Regions from separate parts of the Homo sapiens genome. Here region 1 is linked to region 2. The links are chromatin loops, found by intact Hi-C in ENCODE. Cell type or tissue: sigmoid colon. All regions are shown on one strand. Links, peaks and the distances in the headings refer to the core of each region. The heading gives the core; the rest is flanking DNA.

What was found. Peaks named below come from ENCODE experiments on the same cell type or tissue, not always from the same donor. Only the 100,000 strongest peaks of a DNase experiment are listed, where the experiment ranks them.
Region 1: a loop joins it to region 2, with 2.5 times the contacts of the local background. A loop is called at or near these places in 1 of 110 quality-filtered maps.

What each region holds. Positions count from the first base shown.
Region 1 is chr18:50,748,854-50,764,989 of GRCh38, reverse strand. It overlaps LOC105372116 (a long non-coding RNA gene), which reads left to right and starts at 12,329. Exons shown (of 4, transcript XR_935467.1): 1 at 12,329-12,492; 2 at 12,627-12,696; 3 at 14,657-14,711. In sigmoid colon, for the core only: no CTCF peak of the experiment used is centred there; a DNase peak (open chromatin) is centred at 7,439.
Region 2 is chr18:50,698,877-50,715,012 of GRCh38, reverse strand. All of the region lies in intron 2 of MAPK4 (mitogen-activated protein kinase 4), which reads right to left. LOC124904302 (a long non-coding RNA gene) reads right to left here and starts at 10,570. Exons shown (of 2, transcript XR_007066369.1): 1 at 10,160-10,570; 2 at 8,874-10,053. In sigmoid colon, for the core only: no CTCF peak of the experiment used is centred there; a DNase peak (open chromatin) is centred at 6,951.

The DNA of each region.
Region 1 (16,136 bases), core at 4,432-9,431, 50 kb before region 2:
GAAGGGATCAGAAAGACTGTCTTAAAAAATGCAGCATTTCCCATTTCCAGTTGCCAGCACTGCTGGCCCGACAGTCTTCTTTATTTTTGTCTAATATTTGTCACCTCCTGCACATTACATTTTGCTTATTATCTGTCTCTCCTCATTAGAATGAAGAGCAGGGACTTTGTGTATTTTTTTTATTGCTGTATCCTCAGTACACAAAACTGGGCTGGATATTAAATAAATACTTGTATGATTCAATTTACAGTCAGGAACATTAAATTTTTTCAAGACAGGCAATAAAAAAGAAATGTGCATTTTAAAGAATTAGGAGTTTTTTTTTCTTTGGTTTGTTTTTGTTTTTTGTTTTGCCTCTGTCTGTTCTCCTTAACAGTGATTGTGAATTTTGGCTGAGTGTGCCTCTGACTCCAATTTTCTTGAATGTGGAACAACTTAAAAGGTTGAAAAATAGGAGACGTGAGAAGTTAGGCTGGAACTTCATCCTAACCAGGAAAAGCTGGGGCTGGGGCAGGGTTGAATGGGGAGTTTAACCAACATCCAGGTACCCAAATCCCTAGGGACACTATAGAGAGCCATGACATTGTCTTAGGGTCATATACCAAGACACAGCAGAGGGTGAGGAGCCAGAATGAAAAGAGAGGGGTGTGGAATGCAACATGGTAGGAAGAATCAGTTAAGGAAAAGCTCATGGAAATAAAAATTAAACTATATGCATATGTAAAGTGCTTGAAAAATGTCCTAGAAGGAATAACCCCAAAAAGAACAATAGGAAAGTAGAGATAAAACAAATTACTATTCCAGGAGCCTGACATCTAATCGCCACTCTAGAGAGAGACAAAAGAGAAAACACTAAGGAGGAACTTATCAACTAGTACATGAATATTGACCAGAAAGGAAGTACATAAGTGTCAGATTAAAAATACCTAGCACAATAAATGGGAAAAAAATCCATATCAAGGCATGTCATTGTGAAATTTCATAACAGCAGAAATAAAAATGTAATCCTAAAATCTATCAGAGAGAGAAAGAGAAAAAATATGGGAACAACAACAACAGGCAGAAGAGGTCAGATACAAAGCCTCAGGAAAGAGCCTGGCATGATGAGGCTTCCCAACAGCAACATTGGAAGCTAAGGGACATGGGACACTTTCTTTTCAAAATTCTGGGAGAAAATTGTCTCTTATCTTGAATTCTATTCCCACACATTATTAATTGAGTATGAAACACAATCAAGACATTTTAGATATGACATTTTTTTTTTTTGAGACGGAATCTCGCTCTGTCACCCAGTGGTGCAATCTCAGCTCACTGCAACCTCCACTTCCTGGGTTCAAGCGATTCTTGTGCCTCAGCCTCCCAAGTAGCTGGGATTACAGGCGTGTGTCACCATGCCTGGCTTATTTTTCTATTTTTAGTAGAGATGGGGTTTCACCATGTTGGCCAGGCTGGTCTCGAACTCCTGACCTCAAGTGGTCTGCCCACGTCTGTCTCCCAAAGTGCTGGGATTACAGGCATGAGCCACTGTGCCTGGCCATGAAAAATATTTTTAAAAATTAATCTCCTGCAATAGTCATTAGTGCTATTCAACAAGTATTTTCCATTCTCCTTTTTCCTCTTTGATTTGGTGTGGCCATATCAAATATAAGCAGAAATGATGTGGGATACCTCCAGGTGGAAGCTTCACTATGCTGTTTCCTTTAGTCTGTCTCAGTGAGCTACAATGCTTGTGATAATGACTCTTTGGGTAGCTTAGATTCTGTAGTGAGGAGATGTGGAACATTGCTTCCAGCTGGTAATCCCCAGTGATTATGTCATGGAGTGAGAAATAAACCTTTAGTATTAAAGTTGCTAAATTCTTGAGGTTGTGTGCTACTGAAGCATAAACCATTCTATCCTGATATACCTCCACACACTCTCTCAGGAGGCTCTTGGAGGATAGTTCATCAAAATTAGCAAGTACAACAAAGCAGATGTGATCCAGTAAACCTGGGATCTAGCTCCAGAGAGAGAAGAAGGGTGAAGGTGTGAGTGACAAGAGTAAAGTAGGTCTAGGGAGTCAGGAAAGTTGGTTCTGAGTGGACCAGAGAATAGGGAGCTCTGTGGGGGAAACTCAAGGGGAAAATGGAACTGACAGAAGACTTGACAGGTTGACAGTATGTAAGTTTTGATTGAAAGATATTTTACAGAGCTGTTGGAGGTTGTGGGAAGTCTTAAAACCATAAGTTTAAGAAAATGATTGGAATAAAAAAAGACAATTATTAACTCCAGGAAAAACAAACTATAAGAAAGGAAATGTAATCAGAGAACATTACTTAGCTCAATAATAAACATAGAGTAATAGATTCTAATGTGTTGTCTTTTTTTTTTTTTTTTTTTTTTTAATGGAGTCTCACTCTGTGGCCCAGGCTAGAGTGCAGTGGCATGATCTTGGCTCACAGCAACCTCTGCCTCCCAGATTCAAGTGATTCTCCTGCCTCATCCTTCCGAGTAGCTGGGACTACAGGCATGTGCCACCACATGCGGCTAATTTTTGTATTTTTAGTAGAGACAGGGTTTCGCCATGTTGACCAGGCTGCCCTTGAGCTCCTGACCTCAGGTGATCCATCTTTCTTGGCCTCCCAAAGTGCTGGGATTACAGGTGTGAGCCACCACGCCCGGCCCAGATTCTAAATATAAACTTAATTCAAAGTCATAACTTCATTAGGATGTAAGGAGCAGAAAGGGATGTGGGATAAGACCTCAATTTTTATGTCTGTGATAAGAAGTCAGTAGATGATGTCTAAAGTTGTTAAACCAAGAGTAATCACTAGAGCAGTATTAGTAGATGGACAGTATATGCTAGCTATAATTATTATTACTTGTAATTCTGTGAATTTATAGTGATTTTTATTATAGGATGCTGTGACTGTGTTAGTCAAGTGGCCCATCGTTGTCACCTAGGCTCCCTTGTGCACATCTACCCCCTTCATAGTTGTCCTAGAGGTTGAATAGTGGTTAGTGGTGGTGTTGCTGTTACGGTTATTTTCCCATTCACTAAGTGCCGGTCACAAGAAGGGATCCAGGGGCTCAGATACGAAAAAGACAGGAAGACCTCCTTCACACTCCTGCCTGAGTGTGTGGTTAAGTTGTGATTCACAGGGATATGACTTTTTATAGTATTTCCCAAGGTGAAGGGGATGGAAACCTATTCTCCTATTTCAGAAAGTTGAGATGTCCCTTGAACAGAATGAGATTCCTTAGGGATTACATTTGTTGGGCAGAACTGAAACTGAGAGGTGAACTTAATGTCATTTAATAGTGCCCTATTCTGACATTTGTGGGTCACAGGGATGTGTGAGTTAACCTAGATAGCAGAACAGTGGCTGTGACAGTGAAACTCTTGTAAAGAATGCATGAAAAGGTCGGGTGCAGTGGCTGACACCTATAATCCCAGTGCTTTGGGAGGCCAAGGCGGGCAGATCACTTGAGGTCGGGAGTTTGAGACCAGCCTGGCCAACATGGTTAAACCCCATCTCTATTAAAATTACAAAAATTAGCCGGGAGTGGTGGTATGTGCCTGTAGTCCCAGCTACTGGGGTGGCTGAGGCAGGAGAATTGCTTAAACCCGGGAGATGGAGGTTGCAGTGAGCCAAGATCATGCCATTGTACTCTAGCCTGGGCGACAGAGCGAGACTCCATTAAAAAAAAAAAAAAAAAAGAATGCGTGAAAGATTGTAACTCCTACAACGTCTAGCAAGTAACTTGAATGAGTCCTGAAAGTAGATAATGTGTTAGCCTTTCTCTAAGTTCATTTAGGCTTCTCTAACAAAATACCTTAGACTGAGTAATTTATAAACAACAGGAATTGATTGCTTAGAGTTCTGGAGTCTAAGAAGTCCAAGATCAAGGTGCAAGCAGATTCAGTGTCTTTTGAGGGTCTTGTTCTTCATAGATGGCACCTTCTGCTGTGTCCTCACATGGTAGACATGGTAGAAGGGGTAAACACACACACACACATACCCCTCCCTCGGACTTCTTTTATTCAGGGCATTAATCCCACTCATGAGGACAGAGCTCTCATGACATAATCACCTCCCAAAGGCTGATCCTTTTAATATCCCCTTGGGGATTAGATTTCAACATATGAGTTAGAGGGGATAAAACATTCAGATCATAGCAGCCTTGAGCCCATGTCTGGCTATCAGTAGCAGATCCAAGAGAGAGCAGAAGGAAATTTTAGATGTGCCAGAAGAAGCAGAATTAGGATGTGATAGGGAGGGGGCAGTTCTGTTGGGTCCAGAGCTGCCACCAGAAGTGGGAAGGGTTGGGAGTAGGGTACCTTGGGTAGCCTGAGAGCTGTACTCCCCTATTGGGAGGTAAGTTGAGTGCTACCTGACTTGAAAGTCCTGGAGGACCTCTGGTTGGTTCAGGAGATGAAGCCTAGGTGCTCTGAGAAGCTTCCAGAACCAACTAGATTGGTAGATAGTCTGTGCCAGACCCAAGAATATGGTTCCCACTCCCAAGCCACAGAGAACTCCCAATCCACCCTCTTTGCCTCCAGATAGCCCTTGCAGGGAGGGGCTGTGGGCTGCATGCACTGGCAAGGCAGGATGGGAAAAGATGAGGCAAATGACTGAGCTGAGGGGAACAGAAAGACCCCAGGGAGAAGCAACAGCTCCCCTTCACCTCCCTGTGCTTTCATCTGTATCCATTTGTTCGTTCAGACCCTGCCTTGTTTCAAAGAAATCAAGATAGATTATTCATCTTCATTGACCAGTTTATAGCTCAGTTCCCCCCTCCTCCGTCTAGCCCTAGCATTTCTTTGCGGTTTTCCTGTGTCTTGCAAGTGCCCACTTTTTGTCCCTGCTTGATTTTTTTTTTTTTTTTAAGACAGGGTCTCACCCTGTCACCCACACTAGAGCGCAGTGGTGCCATCTTGGCTCACTGCAACCTCTGCCTCCTGGGCTCAAGCGATTCTGCCATCTCAACCTCCCAAGTAGTTGGGACTACAGTTGTGTGCCACCACACCTGGATGATTTTTGTATTTTTTGTAGAGATGGGCTCTCACCATGTTTTCCAGGCTGGTCTTGAACTCCTGAGCCCAAGTGATCAGCCCACCGTGGCCTCCTAAAGTGCTGGGATTACAGGCATGAGCCACTGTGCCTGGCCCCCGTGCTTGATCTTTTGACTAGTTTTGATTCATGTCAGAAACTAAGAGGTACTTTGTATTTTGTTGTTGAAGAATAAAATAGAGGCCAGGAGGCCTTCTCTGGCAGTTCTGCAGTACAGGCAGTACTTTGGTTGGATGGCCACATGGAACAGCCCAGATAATTCACACTAATTTAGCAGTCATTTGCACCACTCAGTCGGAATCTAACATGCAGCTTCTTTGCCTCATTGCTTCCCAAGACCTCAGAGAGGAGCCTTTGGTGCAAAGTGTTCTGGAAGCATGGAGCTTTCAGATACATTTATTATCACTTATTTGGATATAATTTATGTTTTCCGCTTAACATGAAAAAGGCTAGAATGTATAATGTTTGCCAAAGATCCACTGATTTTCTTTAAAGGGTTTTAACTATGCATTAGAAGGATCAGCCTTCTCTGTTCATTCCTTATTTTTCACCTGGAAATTTCTTATGGCAACAGTGAAAGTGGTTGTCCAACCCATATGCCTTTATGAAGCTGACCTCTCTCCTGTCATGCATAAGACCTTGGAAGTTCTGACTTTTAAGCCAGACAAAGCCAGGAAGAGCTGCAGAATCCAAGCAAATGTCATTTTGATGGATTTAAATGGATTCATAGATTGTAGGGAGTACATGAAATGAATTCATAGTAGCATCAAGTAAATAGATAGTCAAATCCCATCAAATGTCTGCCATCCTGGTTTTGGGTTAGATACAGAATCATTAGACTTAAGAATGAGGTAATATGTAACTTGAATTCAAGCAACTTCATCATCTATCAAATGATCTTAATTCAGGATCATCTCTCAAATGTACTTAAGCTTCATCTGTTAGCACTACTTTACTTATAAATGCATGTTGCAAGAAGAAATGTTCCTTTATCTATGTTCCTAATGTTAAGAAAGCTAGTTTGTTCATTTTATAGGAGTTAATTTGAGCCAGACAAGTGATGTCACAGTGAATTAATTTGTCACCAAGATTGTTGGGAAAAATCAACTTCCTATGACAAATGTAGCTTAGAACTTCAAGTGAACAAATGCTGTTTTCTACAATAAACATCCTCTGTAATGTATTTACATAAAACAAACACATTAGTCTTAAGATTATAAGCCAAAATCTTTGGAACTACAAAAATAAAACTTTCAATATTACAGCACAGATCATTGGACTTTCTAGCAAACTAGACGAGATTTCAACTCTGAGGACAAGATACAGACTGGTGATAGAATTAGCTTACGTTTTTTGTTCACAGTTGTGTAAATATGCACTTTATTTTCCTTTTCTACCTAATAAGATTTAATGGCTACATCAGGACTTATTTTTTCAAAGCACCTGTATCAACAGTCTCTCATGTTTTTAGGGTTGTTCCTGGGCAGTTGCTAACCGGGCCTTGGAAACTCTGCTTTCCTCCACATTTTCTAGCCAAAGCTAATTCATGATTTTATAGTTTGTAATCTCTGTTTCCACAATTCCATTGGAAGGCATGAACTTAGATTCCCATTGGTGTGGTAACTGTGGAAGATGGCTCGGTTACAGTTTTTCTTTTCTTTTCCTTCTTTCAACTTTTTTTTTTTTTAAGAGATGGAGTCTTGCTTTGTTCCCGAGGCTGAAGTGCAGTGGCACAATCATAGCTCACTGCACTCCTTGATCTCCTGTGCTCAAGAAATCCTTCCACCTCAGCCTCCTGAGTAGCTGAGACTACAAGGGCATGCTACTGCGCCCAGCTAGTTTTATTTATTTATTTTATTTTGTAGAGACAGGCTCTTACCATCTTACCCAGGCTGGTCTCCAACTCTTGGGCTCAAGTAATCCTATCCTCCCTCTTCAGCCTCCCAAGATACTGGGATTGTAGGTGTGAGCCATGGTGTCTGGCCTTTCACAGTTTCTGATCTCAAATCCTGTCAAAATCTCTAGCCAATTTGCAAAATGGCCCAGCTGACAGAAAACCTGAAAATTTGCTTGAAATCCCTCTAATTGCTTAGAATTACTTAATTGTTTCCTTAGTGGGCACTGTGGCGTTATGTGTCCCCCTGAAAAGAGATACACTGATGTCCTCATCCCCAGTACTGCAGAATGTAGCCTTATTTGGAAATAAAGTCTTGCAGAGAACCAAGTTAAGATGAAGTCATTCGGGTGGGCCCCGATCCAGTACTTGTGTATCCTTATAAAAATGGGAAATCTGGATGCCAGCATACACAGAAGGAAGTTGATGTGAAGACGCACACAGGGAGAAAGCCATGTGAAGATGGAGGCAGAGACTGGAGTGATGCAGCTGCAAGCCAAGGGACGCTAAGGATTGTGGGCCACCACCAGAGCCAGGGCGGGGCAAGGAAGCATTCTACCCAGAGTCTCAAGGGAGCGTGGCTCTGCTGACACCTTGATTTAAGACTTTCAGCCCCTAGAACTCTGAGATAATACGTTTCACTTGTTTTAAGCCACCCAGGTGTGGTACTTTGTTATGGCAGCTCTGGTGAATCTTTTAACCCTGGGGAGATTTAGAACTGAGAACAGAGATTATGAAGCAAATCAAACCCCTAGTATGACTATTGTGTAAAATCTGGGAATAATTTGTGTGCATTAGCATTTGTCTTAGCCAGCATTCACCTTGGAAAGCAGAGCTGAGAGGAAGCTCAGGGGCAGGTAGTTTATCTGATAAGGGATATAGGGAACAGGAGTAAAACAATAAAACTGGGTGCATAATTGACTTGGTCATTGCTACGGGCAACTGATGCTCCATCCTTCTGGGCACTTCTGAGGAACCATGTGGAATAAGCCTCAGGTTTGTCTGCCGGAAAAATGGTAGAGGAGATCCTTTATCCACTGGCTTCATTCTCTCACTGGATATCCCGTACACTTCTGGGGTCAGTCTCTCTCTCTCTCTCTCTCTCCCCCTCTCCCTCTCCCTCCCTTCTCTCTCTCTCTCTCTCTCTCTCTCTCTCTCTCGCTCGCTCTGTGTGTGTGTGTGTGTGTGTGTGTGTGTGTGTGTGTGTGTTTATGAATGTAGAGCAGTTCCCAAGGAGCCCTTTGCCATAGCGTCTGAATGTCTGAGAATTACACAGGTACAAAGCAAGAGACTGAAGCTGAGAGGTGCTGTCTGGCCTCACCTGTGGTTACTACAGGAGTGATTAAAGCAAAAGGTAGGCTGTGAGGGTGTGAGGTAGGACCCAAGTGGTGTTATTAGTCCATTTTCATGCTGCTGTTAAAGACATACCTGAGACTAGGTAATTTACAGAAAGAGGTTTAATGGACTTACAGTTCCACGTGGCTGGGGAAGCCTCAGAGTCATGGCAGAAGGCAAGGAGGAGCAAATCACATCTTATGTGGATGGTGGCAGGCAAAGAAAGGATGAGCTTGTGCAGGGAAACTCCTCTTTTTAAAACCATCAGATCTCATGCATCTTATTCACTATAATGAGAACAGCACAAGAAAGACTTGTCCCCATGATTTAATTACCTCCCACTGGGTCCCTCCCACAACATGTGGGAATTCAAGATGAGATTTGGGTGGGGACACAGCCAAACTGTATCAGGTGTCCAAAAGTATTTGGAGAATTTGGCTAATTACAGTCCCGAGCAATCAATTTAAATTCTAAGCTGAAAACTGCAAGAGAATCTTAGTCTATAAATAGCATAGGCACATTTAAAAGAACTTCATCATTGTATTTATAAACTTGATTTAGGAGATTTGTAAGAATCACTTTAGTACTTGGAAAAGTTGGTTAGCTAGACAACTGAATTATTTTAAAAAGGGAATTTATTATGTTGGGTTTATAAATACAGATAAAATATTCCAAGGAATTAAGTTATACAAATCTTCTTAAAATTATTGTGAAATTTGAAAGATTTATAAATTGAATACTATGTCTAAATTGAACTTAAAAACATAGGGAAAACTAAGCCTTTGAATTTGTTTCTGTAATAATTGGCTTTAAATACCAAAGTAAATTCTGAAGATTATTTTTCATGCACAAAAAAAGCTATCTCTAAAGACTAAAAACATTTACGGTTGTATCTTCAAATCATGTGAAAATTATTCTTTTCTACACTGTTCATCTGAAAAGTGGGTTCTTAAAAAGGGGGTTAAATACAGTAGTCCCCCCCTTATCCAAGGCAGATACGTTCCAAGATGTTTCATGGGAGCCTGAAACCTTGGATAATACTGAACCCTATATATTCTATGTTTTTTCTACACACATATATATGGATGATAAGGTTTAATATATTAATTAGGCACTGTAAGAGATTAACAACCATAACTAATAATAAAATAGAACAATTATAATATACTATAAGGAAAGTCTTTTGAAACTTATGAATTGTTTATTTCTGAAGTTTCCCATTTAATGTTTTCAGACCATGGTTGATCCTGGATAACTGAAACCGCCAAAAGTGAAACTGTGAATAAGGGGAGACTACTAGATAAGATATTCACTTAATTAGCAGCTTAAATTTTGTATCAATTGGAGTTCTTTGGTTGCAAACAACAGAAATCAATTTTGGCAAAGCAAAGGAAACTTACTAGAAGGATTCTGGTAAATTTCACAGATAATCAGTGAAAAGGCTAAGAGCCAATCTCTGAAATGGAGAGAAACCAAGTTGGCTCTGGGAGTGTGAGCAGGGTATTTGGGCTCTGCATTAGGTAGGTTCAGTTGCAGGTATGAGAAGCTACTCTGGTTCTTGTCAGCAGAGAAGGATTTAATACAGGGAGTTGGGTGCTTACAAAGTCCATGCAAAGGCTGCAGGAGCAGACTGTAGACCACTAGAAGATTGACCTGCTGAGGGTATGCTAACTTTGCCACTGCCAGGAAGACTGAGGTTGAGGAAGCTGCTTTCCTGTGAGCTGTCTTTTTTCTCCCACTACCCTCACCTCTTGTGGTAACATGCAGTGGAGGGTCATCCTTGTGAACTGGGGTCAGCCCAGCATCCTTAGTTGGGGCTTTGATTTTGTCCTGGTGCTTCTACTGCTGCACAACTGTCCCAATGCCCAGTGGTATAAAACAATAGCCATGTTATTATGCCATGGATTCTGTGGGTCAGGAGTTCAGATAGGGTTTTGTGGAAATGGCTTTGTCTGCTCCATGATGTCTGGGAAAACTTGAACAAAAAGGGCTGGAGTCATAGGCAGCTTCTTCGCCTACATATCTGGTGTGGGTCTGAAGGGTGGGCTTAGCTGGAATTGTCAACCAGAGCATGTATGCATAGTCTCTCCGTGATGGTATCTTAGGACAGTGGAACCTCTTACGTGGAGGCTCAGTTCTCCAAAAGCACAGGTTCCAGTCAGCAAAGTGGAAACTGCCTGTTTTTTTATGACCCAGCCTTGGAAATCACACAGCATCACACTTCTGCTGTACTCTATTGGTCAAAGCAGTCACAAGCCCACTTAGCAGAGGGGACTTGGACACCATCTCTTCATGGGAGGGGTGGGGATATGGACACCATCTCTTCATGGGAGGGATGTTAAGAATTTGCAGCCATGGTTTGAAACTACCATGGTTTCATTCTTCTGAGGTCTAACACTCCCAGGTTATAGTACCCTTGTTTTCCATTAATCTTGACTGCCCCGGTAGCTACAAATCAGAAACCCACCTATAACCATGTAGCTGGAGGTCCTTAGCCAGGGTGCATGGCTTACTATGATATTGATCCTCTCAGCCCTTGGGACTGGAGGGGTTGTGGGGTCCTGGGTCAGCTGGAGGATCTGGGCTGGTCCCCACCAGCCAGAGTGATCTCATCAGTCACTCTGATAGTTGATACACATTTAATCATTTTCTAGGTGTACCTCAAGGTGAAAAAAGTTGGGGTGCACTGCACTAGACCATAAGCTTCTTGCAGGTAGGAACCTTATTTGCTTTCTCCGTCACTATACCCCCAGGGTGCCTGACATAGCAGGGCTCAATAAACAGATGAATGAATGAATGAATGAATTTGTGCTAACACTCATGAGGTGGAAGCAGCCATTGCGGCTTTGCCTGTCTTTGTCTGTTAGGGGAGGACCATCTACAGGAGTTACCAGGAGTGTCCTGAAATAGTGGGCCACTCTCCCCATCACAAGTCCTTGGTTCCAGGGAGCAAGTTTCCTTTGTCCCTTTATCCATGAGTTCAGGGTTTTCATCATCACTTGGAGTCCCACTAGCCAATTGGTGCCTCCTTAGGCTCTGATCAGCTGAGAAAGAAAAAAGGGAGTTTGAAGGGGAAGAGAGACAAAGCAGAAGCACTGCAGCAGAAAAGGCTCTCCCTGCCTTCCCCACTCCCTGCCATAGGTTTCCCCCAAGCCTCTGAGCCAAGGCCTCCAACCCTGGGGTTGCAGCCCAGCCCAGCCATGGACCAGCTGTGTAGTTGTAGAGAGACAGCACCGAAACTCCTGCCCTCAGAGTTCTCTTCTGGAACCTGCCTCCCTCATGAGGCTGTGTTGAGGTCACAGTGCTGCCCACAGTGCAGGCTCTGAAGTCCTCAACAGGAAAGAAGGTGCAGTTGTCTTTAGTTGCTCTATGGCTGTGATATTTATCTCTGTTTCCCCAGCCAGGCCCTGGGGGACAGTAGACCCTCACTCCATATTTGTTCATTGAGGAAATAACTGAAGTGATTTTTAATTGTCCTGGTTTTGTAGGCCAGAAAACGATGGCACAGGAATAGAGTGGCCTGACTTGAGTTTAGAGTGACGGTAACAGTTTCAGACTGACACTTACTGAATTGCCAGCTGTCTCCTGGCCTCCAGATATCCTCATTTCTTTTTTTTTGAGACAGAGTCTCACTCTGTCTCCCAGGCTGGAGTGCAGTGGTGTGATCTCAGCTCATTGCAACCTCCAGCTCCCAGGTTCAAGCAATTCTCCTGCCTCAGCCTCCCAAGTAGCTGGGATTACAGGCGTGCGCCACCACACCCGGCTAATTTTTGTATTTTTAGTAGAGACGGGGTTTCACCACATTGGCCAGGCTGGTCTCGAACTCCTGACCTCAAATGATCTGCCGCCTCGGCCTCTAAAAGTGCTGGGATTACAGGCGTGAGCCACTGCGCCCAGCCCAGATGTCCTCATTTCTTATTGTCCATGTCAGCTGGAACAACGAGGCCCAAGGATCAGATTCAAACCATGGCTGCCACGGAATGCAATCTTTATAAATCCAGCCTCCTTTTCTCCTAACTCAGTCTGTTCCTGCTCTTATAGTTTCTTCCCTGATTCTGATGGAAGTTTGGCTCCATGGACCAAGTCTGCATGTCAGGGTGTTGGAGACAAGAGTGGATGTTTCTGAACTAATGGTACAGGGAAGAGGTGAGCCCATGCTTCTGGAGAGTGCTGAAGTGAGAGGTGGCTAGCACAGACTTCTCCCTGCAGGTGCATAACCCCAAGGGTTCGGTATCTTTCCCTGTCCCAGAATCTCCAGTTGTCCCACTTGGTGTTTGCATTCTGCATGTGTCCAGATATATATATATATATATATATATATATTTTCTTGGCTCCTGGAACAGGATTGTCATTGAGGAAGCTGGTGGGGAGCGTGCTGTTAGAGACACTCAATAGGACAAATAGCTCATGGGGGTAAGTACACAGAAATCAAATTGAGTAACATTCTAATTCATAGGAAAACAAGCCCCTGGGTAGCTTGTGCCAGATGAGGTAAGTGGAGAGCATGATGTCACTGTTCCAGACATAAGTCTCCACCTCTTTGGTGTCCCCACTCCTTCTCCCCTTTTCTGCTTTTCCTTTTTTATCCTCCCCCATTGCCTCCCTCCCCCATTGTCTCCCTCCCTGCCCCTTTACTCTCAGGGTAAGCTGCATTCCTTGCTCTGTCTCCATTATTCTTGGGGGCATCTTCTCTGGTTTCCAAGGGCACCTTTTGACAGGTGACAAGCATCTCCCAGGGGAAAGAGTCCTAACAGTGGAAACTCCTTCCCCACCTTGTGGGTGGGCGGGATGTTTTTTATGTTTGGGATCATTTTCTAGTCCTCAAGTTATATCATGTAGAACCTACGTATTAGGCTGGCAGTTCAGAATTCAGCTGGGTAGACCATTTGGGCAGGTGGGAAATGATGAGATGAGATTAACTTGGTTCAGAAGCAAGTCTGGTCTGTGTTGCCGGCCTGAGGGGACCAGCCGCTGCCCCTTCCAGCCTGGACCACGTGGTCAGCAGACACAAGACAGGTTGCTCCTCCCGCTGGCTCCTCTGGAGCCTGATCTAATTATCCTCTCCTCCAGCCTTTGCAGCAGCTGCTGGCTGCATTCTCCTCAACTCCTTCCCCTCTCCCTGCCTCCCCCAACCTATTAGTCCTTGCACTTCCTGGTAATTCCATCTCCCAGCATTTGATCCAATTTGGGGGTTCATGGCTTCCAAGAAGTGGCAGATGGAAGGCATCAGAGTCCCCCCTAAGTGAAGAATTGGCTTGGAACTTTGCCCCTGTCAGACTGGTGATGCTCAAAGCATACTAGTAGTCATAGTGGGTAAGTTTCAGCCAGCCATCCAGGTGTGTGTGAACCTTAACTCCTCCTTTTGAAGTAATCCTGCAGACTGCACATGCATTAGGACTTTGTAATATGTTGCACTTCTAGACCTGCCATCCCAATGGATCAGCTCAATCATGAGATGCAGATGAGGCAGGGTTCCCACTCCCCACTGACATGTGTGGGCAGGCAAAGGCTCAGAGAGATGAAGGACTGGACCTCAGATACTAAGACCTGGATCTCCCGTCTCCTGGACTGGTGATCTTGCTACTACACACATGTACTCCAAACCTTTGTCTTAGTCCATCTGGGCTGCTATAACAAAATTCCATAGACTGGGCAGCTTGCTGGGAAGTCCAAGATCAAGGCAGATTTGGTGTCTGGTGAGGGCTTGCTTTCTGGCTGATAAACAGTGCCTTCTCAGTGTGTCCTCACATGGTGGAAGGAGCCAGGGGTCTCTCTCAGGCCTCTCTAATAAGGGCACTAATCTCATTTATGAGGGCTCTGCCTCCATGATGTAGTCGTCTCCCATAGACCTCATTTCTAACACCATCACCTTGGGGGTTAGAATTTCACCATATATAGGACGTCAACATTCAGACCATAGCAGCCTTCCATGCCTTGTGTCTGCTTCCCCAGAGGCCACTCTCCTTTCCTTGGCCCCAACCAGGTGTCACCCTGAGCTTCCCATTCTGTGTCCCCCAACCTGAAGACCAAGCCCCTGCTTCCCTTCAGTCCACTGTGGACTTCATGAGTGCTGGCCAGGGACCCTCTGGGTATCTGCCTTGCAGGCAGACAGTCCCAGGGTCTCCAGTTCTGCTCTCACTTCCCTCTCAGCAGAGTAGAGGCCATTTTCTGTCCTGTCCTGAGACTTGGCCCTCTCCCCGACCCTCCCCTTGACACTAGTTCAGTGGGTATTTTTCAATATCTTCTTAGCTTTATGATGTATCCAAAAATAATACACCTCCTCCTATGATTTCCAACCATTACCCCCTCTGCTCAGTGTGTTGGGGTTTGCATTTCAAAGCCCTGATTAAAATTGCCTAACTTCTCTTCATAGTTTGCACTTGCTCCTCTCCTCCCCAAGGCTGGTTAGGAACAACAGCAGCACCAAGGTAAGTGGCTAGTGGTTCCTTTAACAGCTGTCATTGTTTCTCTGCTTCCCCCCTGTTCCCACACTCCAGAAGAAGGGAGCCAGGGGGAGGGGTTACAGGATCAAGGAAGCTCTGGACAGGTGATGCACAGTCGGGCAGTGTGTTCCTGGTGGAAATCTAGAGTGACTTCTCTCTGGGCTGCTTTGTCCTGCGGTGTTTCTCAGTGGGATGTCATGATGTGAGGAGTGACAGTGGCAGCCTGGATTTCAGCACCATTGTCAGCCCTCGGGGCTGCAGTGAGAATCCTTTCCCCGCCCCCCACCTTCCTGGTGGGACACCTCACTCACCTTCTCTGGACTTCTGCAGTTAGTTTTAGCTTAGAAGAACACAGTTTTCCTTTGTGCATTATCTCAGCCCCCAAAGTGAACGTATTTAGCCTTTGTCTTAGGTAGTTTACATGGGCGAATTTATAGATCATGTGAGAAACCTTTCTGCTTTGTAATCTTCACACACAACAAGCCACACTCTTCACCTTATTAGCAGAGCGTCCCTGAACTGGAAGTACGGTTATTAACACTGAGGCCTCTGACAAGTGAGGGTTCATCGCCAAATCCCAGTCTGATTGTTATTAACCTGTCATTTGTTTGGTTCCCAAACCTGTAGTGCTGCAAGTCATGGAAACAGACCATTAAAGATGACATCAGACCTTCCAGGGAAGGTCAAAGGCTGCCCTGCATTGGTGGGCGGGTGGTAACCGTGGGGAGGGTGAGATGAGGGGACAGTAGACCATTTCTGTCTCCCAACTCTTTCTTGCCATCTCTCTTACCTTTGGGCCAAGGGGTGGGGCTTGGGAGGTTTCCAGCCTGGCCCTTGGCAACATGGCACCTCCTCGGGATGACTTTAGGGAACTCAGGGGAACAGTTATTTAATAGTTACCTTATAGCAAATTCTCTCAGATGGAAATCACTGCAGGGTCCTGGATTCTGATTTCTATCTCGGCACATGCAAACATCCCCATGGTAACCCTCCTTGGTCCTTCCTCTTGTTAGTAACCTGCCACCGATTCTGACGGTGAAAGCCTGACCCTGTTGAGCAAGTCAGCAGCATCTGATCACTGGCCAGTATTTGCAGTGGATCTGTGACCCATTTGACAGAAGATGGGCCGGAGCTCTGAGAGTAGAGAATTCAGAGCTTGATTTAGATCTGTCAGCCCAACCTACTCCCACATGTCCAGAGAGTCCATTCCTGGGATTCCAGATCATGAATACTAATGGCAGATCTGTCATCCTGCTGTTCTGTGCAAATGAAATGCCTCCTCCAGGCTGGGCTGACCCTGGTGAGAGAACAAGCCTTGAAAAGACCCTGACATGGTTGATTTTCGCCAGGGGCCACCACAGAGAGGTGTGAAAAGAGTAGAGGGAAAAAATTACACAAAGCAACTTGGAG
Region 2 (16,136 bases), core at 4,043-9,042:
CCAGTTTCCCCTCCCATGAAACAGACCTCTTTCAGGGTCCCTTTCATTCTTGCCCCTTTCCCATTGATCTTGAAGGAGCATGAGTGAACAGACGTCTGGTTAGAGGGGCTGGGCCTGGTTTGTGGGGTTGAAATGCTTTGGTGAGAGAATCTTACGAGATCCGAGGGTTCTCCTTTATAGAAAGGAATTCAGGTTATTAATATTTTAGAAGAAATGATTTCCCACCCCACCTTGATGTAACTCTGCCCTTGTCTAGTAAGAAGATGGAGAAACAGGAGCCCTGCTCAAGTTCATTACTGCTAGCAACAGAGTAACCATGAGACTCTGGCGTTTTCTGTATCCAGTGGATGAATCTCAGAATTAGCCATATGCTTGAACTCAAGCTGGTTGCTTTGACACTGAAGATCAGAATTAATGCTGCCACAAAGCCAGGCACCAGGCTCTTGCTGAGAACAGATAAGACCATCTTCATAATGGATGCAGGAAAATGCTATGTGGAAGCAGTCCTGAACAACAAAGTGGACACAGCTTTCGTTGGTCCATGAGATTCTCGGAGTCTGACTGTGTCTTTCTGGGGGATAAATGTTCTAGCTGATTTTGCCCATGGCTCAGTGATTTGTGGTCTGAGATGGACTCCCTCCTTATGGTATATAGCGAGGACATATACCCATATATGATTTAGGAAAATATACCCAGGGAATTTAGAAATTGTTTTCTACATAATTCAGAAAACTGGGCCAAGAGTGACATCTGGGAAATGTCCATTTGAATTCCCTAGAACAGTCTTTCTAATGTAAGAAAAAAAATGTATAGATCCATTGGGGGTCAAGGTGAGACAGTTAGGACCAAGGAGATCCAATGGGAGATTCCAGGGATGGTCTTTTACTTCGCAGTTTAGCATTCACACTTTCCTTTCTACTGATGCAGAAGTATCACAGTCTCAGGTTAAAGCAGATGAAAAGTTAAGAAGGCCAGGACCCAGGAGCTTTTGACCTATTAATCTGAAATCCCTTAATTTGTTCAGCAAAGATTTATTAAATGTCTAAAACCTTTGGAAAGGACAGCAGTTTCCTCCCCTCTGTGGCACATATTTCCTCCGAGTAGAGCCTCAAACTGGTAGAAGGAAGGAGGAAAAGCAGAAGACACCCTTCAGCTGGAAATCATAGAGCATCCCATACGCTGGCCTCAATACTCTCACCAAAATGAACTCCTTAAAATTTGTAGAATGTGCCCTCTTCTTCTGTCCTTTGTGCATTTGACAGTGTACATTCCATGAGGGATATCCCCGTACTCATGGTGCTACCGGCTGACACGCTCAGGCCAGCTTCCTCTCAGAAGTTTCCTTGTTTTGTTGCTGTTTCTTTACTTCTCTGCATCCCCACCCCTCCAAGGACCACTAGACTGTGCGCCCCTCATGGGCAGCAGCTGTGTCTTGTTATGCAGCTACTGCGCATAGCCCAGCCCCATGCCTCCTAAGAAGTGTTCAGTAAACACTGCTGAACTGTTGAATGAATGAATGAAAAGGAAACATCTCATATGGTCTGAACCTCCTCCCAAATTTAGGCACCTTCTGCAGGGACCACTGATCCTCTTCTTTTATACACTTGACTACAAGGTGGTCCAGGTTCCACTTTCCAAGGTGGGTGTGGAGTTTATATAAGTTGATAGCCACTTATGCCTTATCTTGTTCCAACAAAGGATGGGCCAATGTCATTTTTATAAGAGTTTAATTGCTTTAAAAGTCAAGTTTATTGAAGTATAATTTACATAGGGTAAAATTCACCAGTTCTGTGAGTTTTGACAAAAGCATAGTCATGTCACCACCATCACAATCAAGATACGTAACAATTCCATCATCTCAAACAATTTATTCATGCCCTCTTTTGGTCACCCCTAGTCCCAGCCCCTAGCAACTGCTCTTTTCTGTCTCTCTAATTTTACCTTCTGTATAAATGGAATGACAGTATGTAGCCTTTTGAGTCTGAATTCCTTCACTTAGCACAATGCATCTGAGACTCATCCATGGTGTGTGTACAGTAGGCTGTTAGGAATTTAAGTTCGATTCTAAAAGTTACAGGAACAAGCCAAATACTGTCTGTAGAAGTTCATTTTTAGGTGGGTGGGTTCTAAAAAAATAGTCTGGTTTTATTTTCAGTCAGAGGGTGAGATTGTCAGGGAAAAGACTAAAGCAAGAGTACCCAGAGGGGAGGTAGCTTCAGGGGAGTTTTCTCTGATATGTAAATGCACAGTCTTTTATGAAACAGAATGGTCTGGAATTGACATCTGCCTCTCCTCAGAGTCTAGGGTTAAAGAACAGTGGGGACAGGGGGCTTTCTTCTGAAACACTTGCTCTGAAAGTAAAAGAAAGATGTTGACATGGGTAAGGCTGCCCTTGGGCCAGAATTACAGACCAGGTCATGATAGGAGCTAAGAAAGTTGCTTTCCAGCTCTTCCTTTTTTTTTTTTTAATGAAAAACAAGAGCCTGCTGAATTTTTAACTACTAGCTATCTTCCTATGGTTACTTGTTCTTCACACTCTTTAAAAAAACATAAAGTGGATTTTTTGTTTGTTTTTGTTTTCTTTGAGACAGGTTCTCGCATTCTGTCGCCCAGGCTGACATGCAGTGGCGCAACAGTGGCTCACTACAACCTCTGCCTCCCAGGCTCACGGGACCCTCCCACCTCAGCCTCCCAAGGAGCTGGGACCACAGGCGCACACCAACACACCCAGTTAATTTTTGTATGTTTTGTAGAGATGGGGTTTCGTCATGTTGCCCAAGCTAGTCTCAAACTCCTGAGCTCACGCAGTCTGCCTACCTCGGCCTTTCGAAGTGCTGGGATTACAGGCATGAGCCACTGTGCCCGACACTTAAAGGGGATTTGTTGATATGTTTCAGAAGCCACAAGGCTGAGAAGAATTTGGGAAGGTGCAGTGTCTTCTGCCAAGCTGGTGCAAGAGAAGCCCCAGGAAGGGGAGATGGGAATATATGGGAAGCTCCATTCCCAGGTCTGGGGGCAGACACAGTGGACCAGGGCCCTGCTGTCAGCTGAGCTGAGCCCTGGGTGTCCGAATGGGAGAGGCTCTGGGGCCCACAACATGGTACTGGTGATCAGAATTCAAGAGAGGAGTTGCAGTCGAGTGGATGGGGTGAAATTCAGGATAATTTTCTACAAAAAAAAAAAAAAAACTTTAAAGAATACCCAGAAGTCGAGACCCAATTTTATTAAAAGAGCTCATAAATCAATAAGTATATTGGCTCAAAAAAAATCTCCAAATAGCCCTCTGCCCAAGCCTGCAGGGTGAGGATAGTTTCAGCTTCTTTTGGATGTAGAGAGGAACATGTCTCTGTGATCAGACCTGGTCTCCCCAGGCAGGGCATGCCCATGCACAGGGTGGCCAAGGAGGGAGTGAGCAGGACAGCAGGCACACTTGGCGCACAAGTGGGTGCGTCTGCACGCGGCTGTTGCAGGCCAGCTGGGGCCAGCCTCTTGTGTGAGGCTTTGTAACATCACTGCTCTGAGAAGACATGAAGTGCACACTCCCACAGTTCTCTGTGACCACCACTCAGAGCACAAGAAACAAGATGGGAGTGGCCCCTTCCTAATCGTCTATTTCCTCCTGCCACCTTGTGCCCACTGGGAGGCAGATGAACATGGTTTCCTTTCTAGACCCTTTTAAGGGGCCTTGGGACTTTCGTCAGCTATTGCTCCCATCCACCCATTTTGCTGTCCCTTTAGAGTCACGCAGAGCCCATGGGAGGCTTTGACTTTAAAAGCTTCAGAGGTGTTTGGGAAATAATCTAGCAGCAGCTGCCCTGTGAGGAGCATAATTAGGGGCCCCTGAAGGATAGAGAGAAGGTATAATTAAAGCTCTGAGCATTCTCTTTGCAGAGGGAGCAGGGAAGCAGCCCTCGATCCCAGCTGCCTGCCAGGGAATTCAGAACAGCCTGGATCAAAGTCACTCCAGAAGGGTGGGCACTCCCAGCTGCTCCAGCAAGCCCGTGCTGGGTGGGCACCAGTTCTGATCTGGAGCCAAGTCTCCTGTGCCTGCCCTTGCTGTGCCCCCACTGCCTGATCTCTTGCGTGTGGGAGTTGGAAGGTTGGGGGAGAAGGCTCAATCCAATAAACTTTCTACTACACCCTTTAATGATAATGTGCCTACTAATCCCTTAGGGGTATGATGAATTTATTTATTTATTTATTTATTTATTTATTTATTTATTTATTTATTTAGAGACGGAGTCTCACTCTGTCACCCAGGCTGGCGTGCAGTGGCGCTATCTCTGCTCACTGCAAGCTCCGCCTCCCGGGTTCACGCCATTCTCCTGCCTCAGCCTCCTGAGTAGCCGGGACTGCAGGTGCCTGCCACCACGCCCGGCTAATTTTTTTTTGTATTTTTAGTAGAGATGGGATTTCACTGTGTTAGCCAGGATGGTCTCGATCTCCTGACCTCATGATCTGTCCACCTCGGCCTCCCAAAGTGCTGGGATTACAGGCGTGAGCCTCCGCGCCTGGCCTATTTATTTATTTGAGATAGGGTCTCGCTCTGTTGCCCAGGCTGGAGTGCAGTGGTGCCATCTTGGCTCTCTGCAACCTCCGCCTCCCGGATTCAAGCGATCCTCCCACCTCAGCCTCCCAAGTAGCTGAGACTACAGGCACACGCCACCACGCTTGGCTAATTTTTGTATTTTTTGTAGAGACAGAGTTTTGCCACGTTGCCCAGGCTGGTTTCGAACTCCTGAGCTCAAGCAATCCTCCCACCTCAGTCTTCCAAAGTGCTGGGATTACAGTCATGAGCCACCGTGCCTGGCCTGGTATGGTATGGTGAATTTAAATGAGATGACATTCTCCAAGAATAAAAGCCCAGTCAACTTTAGCTCTGGGGGATGAGGACAGGGTGGGAAGGGTTGCTTTTCCTTTCATGCTGAAGCAATGTTTAGGGCTGCCCCTGTTTCCAGGCTAGGATGATAAGAGACTCTGACAGCCTCGCCTTCCCAACCAGAAGTTTCTGCAATGTGTCCTGGGAGCCTAAGGTGTCTGTCCCTGTGTGAAGGATGGGAAAATGATTCAGATCATCCCTTGTCTTCAAAGAGCATTTCACATGGTTAGAGAGATGAAATGTTAATATGGAAAAAATGTAAGGACCAGGAAGTAATCATGGCCAACATTTCTGTGGGACTTACCCTGTGCCCAGCACTGTGTTAGTATTTTACATGAATTTGATGCAGGCCCTTCACAGACTAATAAAATGACTGGTTCAAGGTGCTGTAACTGGGAAGTGGTCAGGGGTGTCTGGCTCCTGCACTCATCACTTTCATACTGCCAGGCCTTCCCCCATCCCCAATGACATGCTTGTGAATTCACAAGCACTCCAAGAGATGTGCTTGTGAATGTGCAGACCACTCAGAGCTGCCGACTTGGAGTCCTCCAATCTCCATCTTGAATGAGCTCCCCAGGGGAGGCGAATGCCCCCTCCTAGTGCGGAAGGCGTTTCAGCGTAGGTTGCAGAAGGGCCATGTGTGTCTCTGCTTTTCTAATTAGCCTGGGCAGGCCTGCGCCCCTAGTGGGGCCCTTGCAAGTCTTACTAGCAGGTGGGCACTGGTGGAGCAAGGAGGCTGCAGGCTCTGTGCTCCCTCTCCACCCCATCACGCTTCCCCCAATTCCCCGGGCAGTCTGGAGAGCAGGGGATTAATGGACTCAGGAAGGCCTCAGGAAGGCCCCTGGCACTGCACTTCCTTGGAAGAAGAAAAACTTAGGGGAAAAGTGAGGCTGTGGCAGGGAGACTGTGATTCTTTCAGGGGACTGGGTTCCCAGGAGCCCTCCCGGTGGAGGAGCAGTGGAAATCAAAGGCCTGTCACACGAGAACCTGGCAATTTCAGTCTGGAGGACATGGAAGGGGTGGGCGTGAGAGCTGCCTGTAGACATTTGCAAGGCTGTCATGTAGAAGAGGAGCTAAGCTTGTTCTCTGAGGCTCTGGGGACAGCCGAGAGCCAATGTGTGAGACAGAAATCTATGCAACATGATAATACCAGCTAACATTTATTGAGCTCCTCAGACAGTTTTATCTGCTTTATATGGATTAACTCATTTCATCCTCACAGCAATCCCATGAGGTAGGGACTCTCATCATAGTTATTTTACAGGGAGGAAACTGAGGCACAGAGAGTGTAAGCAGCCTGTCCATACTCACACAGCCTATAAGTGGCACAGCTGGAATTCAACCCCAGGCTGTGCAGATGTAGCTCCTTTGACCTGAATAGAGGGCTCCACTGCCTCGCACATAAGAGAGACTTCTAAGGCTGCCAGGGCTTTCTGTGGGGGCCTGGGCTGTCTAGACAAGCAGAGGGTCCAAGCACAGAACAGACAGTCTCGTGGAGAGATGTGCCAAAACCGTCTTCCTGGTGGAGACCCTAAAGCTTGGCTTCTCAAACTTTGGGGTGCTCTCAGATCCCTTGAGGACCTCGACTGGTTAAGCGCAGATTCCATTTCTCAGTCTAAACAAGGTGATGCTGATGTTGCGGTTCAGATGACCACACTTGGACCAGCAAGTTCCTAGATGGTCTTTATGATACTGGCCTGCCCTAAGAAATTATGATTTGCTTTACTTACAGGCCAGGCAGATTTCTCAAACCGAGCAGCAGACTGACCTATAATAGGGGTTAATTCTTTGAGTTACAGACACTCATCAAAAGATCATTTAGAAGAACAACATCCTCCCAGAGGTCCCGCTGAAGCAGACATATACAGCCTCTCTTCTGTAGTCATCTCCCTCTGAAGGCATAATTCTTATTTGTGCCAATGTACATATGAGGCACGTGAGAAACCTTTTTTAAAAAGGAATAATACCACAGCCAAATAGCAAACTCATTCCATTAAACTTATTTGCAGGAAAGCATGCAGCAGGGACTCTCTCAAATTGAGGGAGGGAACACATCACAAAGCCTGGCTCACATCGCAATCACTGGGAAATCATCTGGCACGTTCTATTACGCAGCTAAAGTAAACATGGGTGAAGAAATCGTTTGGCTAAATCAGCTGCACTGAATTTTCATAAACTTCTAAGATGCCCTAAATGCTGATCTGCTGATCCCCTTTCAGGGCTGCCCCTTCTCCACTCCACCCTCTGGGGGATCCTGGACAGATCCTGAAATTCACCATCTCTTCCCAGGTTTCCATGGAAATCAACCAAAAGCTCATATAAATTCCCATAGGCCTGCAGGCCCTTGTTGGACACTCCAGGCCCTGTGTGGTCACTTTCTTTGACTTTAAAAAAATTATAATAAAATTGCCATAAAAAATTTAATTGTAATAAAATACACATACCATAAAGTTCACCATTTTAACTGTTAAGCATACGGTTCAGTGGCATTAAGTATATTCACAATGCTGTACAACCATCGCCACCATCCATCTCCAGAACTTTTTTTTTTTTTTTTTTTTTTTGAGACAGAGGCTCACTCTGTCACCAGGCTGGAGTGCAGTGGCACGATCATGACTCACTGCAGTCTCCCAGTAAGACTTGCAAGCGATCCTCGGGCTTTAACCCCCCAGAGTGACTGGGACTACAGGTGCGGGCCACCATGCCTTGCTAATTTTTGTATTTTTTGTAGAGATGGGGTTTTGCCATTTTGCCGAGGCTGCTCTTGAACTCCTGAGCTCAAGTGATCCACCTGCCTCCTCAGCCTCCCAAAGTGCTGGGATTACAGGCATGAGCCACTGTACCCAGCCAAGAACTCTTTTCATCTTGCAAAACTGAAAGTCTGTCCCCCTTAAACAATGACTCCCCATTGTTCTTGCCCCCTGCCTCTGGCAACCACCATGCTCCTTTCTATCTGTATGGGTTTGATGGCTCTAGGGACCTCACAGAAGCAGAATCATACAGGCTTTGTCCTTTTGCATCTGGCTTATTTCATTTAGCGTAATGTACTTCTCCTTACTTTTAAACAGCAGGAAAGTGGGAGCAATGGAGTTGGGCTTCTTTTTAAAAAGCACTTCGGTGAAATGTGGTTGTCTTCTAATTCAGCTAGAGCTCACCGTCTGATAAAAGCTTTGGACATTATCCTCATGGGGTCCAAATCAAGAACTCTGAATCCTATTACAGTTCAAAGACAGGATAACATGTTCTGTTTGTTCAGTGATGTACCAGGACTGGCAGCTCCATTACCACCATCCTCACCAGGACCAGTGGCTGGGCTGGGTAGAGAGGTGGGTGGAGGGATGATTTGGTTGGGCTGCTTCTGCCTCAGTTTCCTTATCTGATTTTGCTGCTGGAGGGGCTACAAGTTCTCCTCTGTGGGGCATTAGCATCCTGGGGTGCTGCATGACAATGGACAGCAATCTTTAAGTGAGAAGCCCTGCTAGGCCAAAGTGATTAATTTTTAATAGGCCAGTCCTTGTGCAAATGGCTTCTTTTAGTAAGATGCATTAACTGTCAAGCCACAAATAGACATCTGTCACGCTGGCTTTCAAGGGGAAATCTGGTGGCACTCTAGAGCACGGGCTCTCAGACCTGCTACAGGCTGGAAGCACCTAGGGAACTTAAAAAAAAAAAAAAACTGACGTTCAGGACTCCTGCTGTGCCAATCACATCAGAATCTGTGGGGGCGGAGGCGGGGGGGTGGGAACCAGGCATCAGTGATTTTTTTACAGCTCCCCAGGTGACTCCAAGGTGTAGCTGTATTTGAGAACCAGCATCTCTAGAGGTCTTGAGTTCACCTGCTTTGGAAAGGTAAGTAGTATTTTCATGGTTCCTGGATGAGTACAGGTTTCTATTTCTACCTCCCCTCAGGATAAGATAAATCCTTGAGTAGCCGCAGAGGTTTTCCCCAGATGGCTGAACCACAGGAAGTAAAAATTTACTGAAAAATCACTGATCATAATAATAGCTATCGTTTATTGAGAAATTATGATGTGCCAGGCACCGTGCCAAGTACTGCTTTATTAATAGTGCATTTAATTATCAAAATGACCCTGTGAAACAGGTAGAGAGATGGGGCTAACTTGAGCAAGATCAAATTAACTAATAATTGGCAGAGCTGAGATCTGATCCCAGCAGTGAGCAAAACAAAGTCCCTGTAATCATGAGGTGCACACTTTGGATGGAAAGACAGCTGAACAAACAAATGGATGATATGTCTAGTGGAGATAAGTGCAAGGAATGGAAATAAAGCAGGGTAAGGAGATAGAGAGTGATGGGGTGGGTGGTCCAGAAAGGCCTCTCATGTAAGGGGACATTCGAGCAGAGACCAGAGTGAGTCAAGGGGCGAGCCACGTGGCCATGTGGTAGAAGACATGAGACGTTGGTCTCTGAGCCCCAGGCCTCCCCTTTCTGTCCCCGACCTCTTCCCCCGAGGAGGGTGGAAACTTTCTCCGCCCTCCTAGCAAACTTTTCTCTCAGCTCCCTTATTAACATCCAGGTACATAACTGAGAGCACATTAGGGAGGGGAGGGAATATTTGTTGACATCCACTCTGTACAAGGGATTTTGCCAGCAGTAGCTCAGCTCACCTCCTGAGAACCCTGTTGAAGGTATTTATTTTTCATTTTACATTTGGGGATATTACTGCAGGACCCTCCTCTCTGACTTAGCTGGCAAGGCTTTGTGTTCACACAGCCTCCTGGACCCCTTCATCTAACTTCATTAACTCTATAGCAGGGGAGGCAGCGAGGGCTCCTGAAGGCAAGAGCCAGTTGTTTTCCCTCTGTCTGCAGTGCACCTCTGTACAAGATAGGCGCTCACTTACAATCGGGTGAATGAATGGAGTAAAAACGTTGAGCTAAAGGAATGATTGATATGCCCATGAAATTCAGGAACTGACCACCAGTCAGGAGAAAATTAGCTCGAAGTTTCATTGCCATGTAGAAATCTCAGGACAAAGGTAGTGTCTGTGCTCAAGCCTAGCCCTCTGCCGTGTGGGGTATGGGTCCGGTTTTCTATTGAACATGCTATTCATGCTACCGTGTGGAAGCCGGACCCCTCAGGCTGCTAATCTTGCCTGGGACCAACCTGGAGGTCAGACTCAGAGCTTTATTTCACCTCTCTACACCTCCACCCTCAAAAAGAAAGAAAGAAAATGTGAGTCCAAAAGCACTTTTGAGGAGTGGGTAATAATAACAGCCACCTGCCAGGTGCTGACCATGTGCTTGGGGTGCTCCTCACCCTCTGTTTCCTTCCATTTGGTCATCATGATGCTCTCCCAGGATGGCTGCTGTCATTGTCCCTGCTCCACAGAAGAGGATGCAGAGGCAGGGAGGGTAACGACACAACATAGTCCAACATCACAGAGTCCTCCATTAGGCCTCCAGGCCCCAAAGTTCCCTCCGATTCCAGCCTCTTCACAGCTGCTCCCACCCCACAGGACTGGAACTCTCCCCAGTTTGACTTGCAGAGAACGCTCAGAAGAACAAAAGGAACTTCCCTGACTTCTCCCTTCTCAGAAGGCTCTGGAATGTGACCCACAATGCTTGTGATGCAATCAGTAGACTAGGAGAAATAAGAGAGAGACACACATGATTGTCTTGCTTTTTTTTTGGAGACAGGGTCTCACTTTGTCACCCAGGCTAAAGTGCAGTGGCTTGACCTTCTGGGTTCAAGTGATCCTCCTGCCTCCCAAGTAGTTGGGACTACAGGCATGCACCACCACGCCTGGCTAATTTTTGTGTTTTCTGTAGAGACAGGGTTTCACCATGTTGGCCAGTTGGTCTCGAACTCCTGAGCTCAAGCATTGCACCCGCCTCAGCCTCCCAAAGTGCTAGGATTACAGGCATAAGACACCGTGTCTGGCCTTTCTTTTTTCTACTGATGCGGGATGAGGTAGAACTTAGATGGGTCTGGAGGGCGTGACAGATTTTGGAGTCTCCAGGTAGACTCATTATACAGATGGCGTGGGAGGGAATGGAATGGGCCCTAGAGAGCTTACCTGAAGTTTTAAAAGTCTCTCTGTCACAAGGTCTGCCTGGAAAGGGCAGGTGTGGGGAAGGAGGAGGCTCCTGGTGGTCCAGCCTAAATGTAGGCAGGAAGTAGCTCCCTGTGGAACACTGGGGATGCCCTGCTCCTCCTGAACTTGACCACCTGCCTGTCTGGGTGCAGGAGTCTCACCTACAGACTTGCTGTTTTTAGTTAAGATAGTAAGGTAGTGTTTCCTGAAATGAATTCATATTCCAAAGATGTTAATAGCTAGCAGGGGAGATAGGATGTGTGCCCAAACACCCTTGGGACAGGCTGGCAACAACCAGTGAAGCTTATTTATAAAGTCTCAGAATCTTCTAGATGGGGATTTAGTATGTAGTGCTTGTCAAACCTCTTTGACCACTTATCCACTTTTTTCTAAGTGCATCATGGGGACCAGTCTTTCTCAGGACAGGCTGTGAGGAATGCTGGGTAAGGTCCCTGTCAACATATCAACTCGATACCTGGGAGAGGAAACATACTGACCTGTTAAGCCCACTGTCTTCTGTTAGCAAGACTAATATTATGGCGCCTGCTGAATGCTCTGTGTGAATGGAGGCGCACTGCCTCCCCCACTTATCCTGAGAGCCCCTGAGTGCTGGGACCTCTTGGTGTGCCTGGTGCCTGCAGACAGAAGATGCTGAAGGCAGGTGGCTGCGTGTTATAAAAGCCATTAGAAATGCCAGCTACTTTCACTCCACAGAGGCTCTGGCCCCTTGGAAAAGCAGGGATGTTTTGGTTAGGAAAGGGAGGCTGGGCAAGGTGGAGAGTGCAGGTTACTGGAGGAAGGAGGTGCCTGCTGAATGAGTAGCACTGAGACCACTGCCCAGGCTGGCCAGGCAGGGAAGAAGTACAGGCAGTGGGGATGGAGAAGGGGAGTGAGCATGGGGAGGAGGGCAGCAGAAAGGTCTTGAGATCAATTTGAGAGGGGTCTCCAGAGTTGCTTCTGTTAGGGTCCAAATCCAACTCTTGGCTCAGTAACCCTGTCTGACCCTGACTTTGGGAAAGGTCTTTTTGGATCACACTATTCACAGGGAACCACATCTTTTCTGCAGAAACTCTTGTATTCTGGGAAAACCTGCAAGTTGCAGGCAGATACACCACTTTTGAAGTGCCCACATACTGGGAGGCAGCTCCCGGGTCACCTGTTCGAGAGAATTACAGTCTCATTTCAGATGCTCTTTTAACAGGCCTTTATAAAGTGTTTCCAGTAGGTCCGGCCCTGTTTGTGGTACTCTGAATCAGGGGACTGTCTTCAGGGAGCATACACTCCAGCTCTGGGCAGTAAGTATGCTGGTTCAACTGCAAAGACTATCATGAAACCAGGGCACAGTCAACACCAGATGAGGGCAGGAAGATGGGGCAGTCACTGTATGAAGAAGGAAACAGAAAAGGGGCCAGGGTGGATCTTGGTTTGGGGAGCCTCTTAAAAATACAAAATCATGAACACAAAATTAGATATGAAAATGAATATTTATGTTTAATCAGAAAAGGAACTGCAGCAAATTAAAAATTATAAAAAGCTGGCAAATACTACAAACACCACACCATTCATAAAAATAACATTTTTACTAATTAGCTGCTTGGCAAACTGCTGGCAGCAAATGTAAACATGCTGCATAATCTCTGATCTTCTCTTCTGTGACAATTTTGTAATATGCTTCTTTATTTTTTTAAGAGACAGGGTCTTGCTATGTTGCCTAGGCTAGATTCAAACTTCTGGGCTCAAGTGATCCTCCGACCTCAGGCTCCTGAGTAGCTGGGACTACAGGCATGCACCACCACGCCCAGCTTGAAAGATAACTCAGTCTTTGAAAGTTAGGTAGTTAAAAAGATAACTAAGTCTTTCTTCTAGTGTGGTTGATACTTTAGAATGGTTGATTTTTTTTTTTTTTTTTTTTTTGAGACAGAATCTCTCTCCATCACCCAGGCTGGAGTGCAGTGGTGTGATCTCAGCTCACTGCAACCTCCGCCTCCTGGGCTCAAGCGATCCTCCCACCTCAGCCTTTCTGGTAGCTGGGAACACAGGTGTGTACCACCATGCCCAGCTAATTTTTTCTGTTTTTAGTAGAGACAGGGTTTCACTATGTTGCCCAGGCTGGTCTCAAACTCCTGAGCTCAAGTGATTCGATCCACCTGCCTTGGCCTCCCAAAGCGTTGGGATTACAGGCATGAGCCACCATGCCCAGCCTTGTATGGCTGATATTTATAAGTTCTTTTACCTTATAAGTTTTCTGGATTATCAAATTTGGGAAATAATTCTATTTAGTGTTCTTTTGTACATGACCTATAAGATTTGGGGGGCGTTTCTAATTTTCTTATGTGGTGACTCAACTTCTATTCTCTTTGAATTAACGACACTCATTAACCAAGTTGTTGATGATGTCCTAGTTGCAGTCACATGTTATGAGTTGTAGGGTGGGCCGTGTTTGCATGAGGACCTCATGAGTTGATTCCGTGGGCCTTAGCAGGATTTCTAGAAGTTATTCCTACACCACAATGCTGGCAGTAACCTAACTGCACATACAGAAGTAACTGCAAACCACGTAAACATAGCCCACTAAAACTAAAAGCATCTCCACTGCAACCTCCCCTAAGTCAGCTCCCCCAAATGCCCAGCCAAGCAAGCGGCATCCAGCAGGAGGGAAAGTCTGAATGGCAATAGCCCATTTGCTAACAGATTGCTCTCAAAATAACTTGCTTTGTGAATATTACAAAAACACATGACCATGTGAACACAAGGTTAGGGTCCCTCCCAGGGCCTTGGTCAGGGTTGTGCAAAGGAGAGGCCTTGGGGTTAAGTTTCATGGACTCCACGGTAAATCTGGCCCTGACCAGAGTAAGCTGGGCAAAAGAAGAGGATAATGGCCAAGGAGGATGGGGGTGGGGGTGGGGGTGTCTTGTTAGAATTTAAGCTTGGAAAGCAGAAACATATTCTAGGAACCTTCTTTGAAGTAATCTAATCCATGGTAGGGCCCATGTTCTAATAGGCGGAGGAAAATCATCTCGAGGGCTGGAGAGTTTGCAAAGAGGTCCCTGGTATTCCTTAGAGGAGGGAACACGTGAAGGGCATGGCTGCAGGGGGAGCTGGTGTGGTTTTGAAAGGTGTTTCTGTCCTTCACCTAAACAAGCTGGTGAGAATTTCGGCCACCAGAAAAGGTTTGATTTCCTCCTCTGTCACCTTACTCTCTTAAATTCCTTTACCAAGGGCCAAAACCCACAGTTGCAACTTTGAGTGGAATAGCTAGAGAAGCAAATTCCCTGTCCCCCACCCCCAACTCCCGCCTAGAGAATCTGCAGGGATTTTCTCCTTCACACTTAGCAATGCACCCGAGAGGGTTTTGAAGAGCTGAGGAAGCAAAGAGAATGCAAATGTCCCAGACACTTGGAGGGAGGTGCGGCTCTGAGGAGGGGAAGAGGCACAGGAGGTGGGTATGGGCTCTGAAGATAAAGTCTGCCTGCTTCACAGTTTTCCACAACCCTGGTTGGTGGGTCCTGCCCACTCTCAGCAGATGGGCCCACAGAAGAGTGCTGATGTTTGCGTCACTATTAATCACACAGCGCTGCCAGTGAATTTGGTTTGCAAAACTGAAATATATGCAACAGTTGATGTGTGCACCTGTAGCTAATTCACTTTCACAGTTGTAGAGTATTCCAGTGTATTTATATGGAGAGTTTGTCAAGAGGGACTAGGTATTTTGTTGTTGTTGTTTGATTTACTTCTAACTGCCTGATACATCATAAAGAATTTGGCTGGTCTTTATTCTCAGTTCCTGGAGGAAGCTTCTAAACCCTTGGAATTTCCTGAGTGACAGGAGTGTCTGTTATTCATGGTGGGCTCCTGGAACCATATCTGACTTAATGCTAATGAGGCAACTCATGGTTGGTCCCTAGATGGCTTCAGGATGGGGATGACTGTGATTAGAAGGCTTGGGCTTTGAGCCACGTGGTATCAGCCCAACTTCCAGGGGGTGGAGAGGGGCTGGAGGTTGAGTTCAGTTAGGTGGCCAATGATTAAATCAATCATGCCTAGGTCATGAACCTAACTCCTACCCTCCCCAAAAAACTCTGGGCACTGAAGCTCAAGTGAGCTTCCCTGGTTGATGATACATACCCATGTGCTAAGAAGGTGACATGTCCTGAGAACACAAAAACTTCACATTTGGGAGCTTCCCAGACCTCATCCTCTAGGTCTCTTCTTTTGGCTGGTCCTGACTTTAATCCTTTGTAATAAAACTATAATAACAAATGCAGGGCTTTTCTGAGTTCTGGGAACCAGTCAAGTGAATGATTAAATCCGAGGGAAGATGAGAATCTCCAAATTTGTAGCTCTTGGGTCAGATGTGCAGGTGACCTAGGGACCCCCGGGCTTGTGGCAACTGACTGAGGTGAGAGCACCCTTGTGTGGGACTGCTCTTAACCTGCAAAGTTTGCCCTAATTCTGAGGCAGAACTTAATTGACAAATTGCCAAATATCATTTGGGTGCTATTATAAATGGTATACTATTTATGTTTTTTGCTTTTAGCCCCCAGTATACACAAATGAAATTGATTTTTGTATATTGATCTTATATTTAGCAATATTGCTAAAGTCTTTTTATTAAGTCACTAATTTGGTTGAGTTTTATTTAAACGATCAAATCATCTGTGAATAACAACAGTCTTATTTTATTTTGCTTGCTAGGACCACTAGTGCAATGATGTACTGAGAAATAGTGAACACCTTTATGTGTTCCTGGTTTTAAAGAAAAAGCTTTTAACATTTCATTGTTAAACATAATACGGCAGAAGGTTTTTGGTAGAAACAATTTCTTTTGGATGAAGGTAGTTCTTTTATTCCTGGTTATATCATTCACAGATACTGAATTTGCTAGAATGCTTTTTCTGCATCGATTGAGATGATCATGGGGTCTTTTTTTCCTCCTTTGTTTCTGGTAAGTCAAAAGAATAGATTTTTCTAATGTTAAACCAACTTTGCATTTCTAATATGAGTTCAATTTGGATATATTTTATATATTACTCAATTTTTATTTTTTTTTTGAGACAGAGTCTTGCTCTGTTGCCCAGGCTGGAGTGCAGTGGCACGATCTTGACTCACTGCAGCCTCTGCCTCTTGGGTTCAAGTGATTCTCCTGCCTCAGCCTCCCAGATAGCGGGGATTACAGGTGTGCACCACTATACCTAGCTA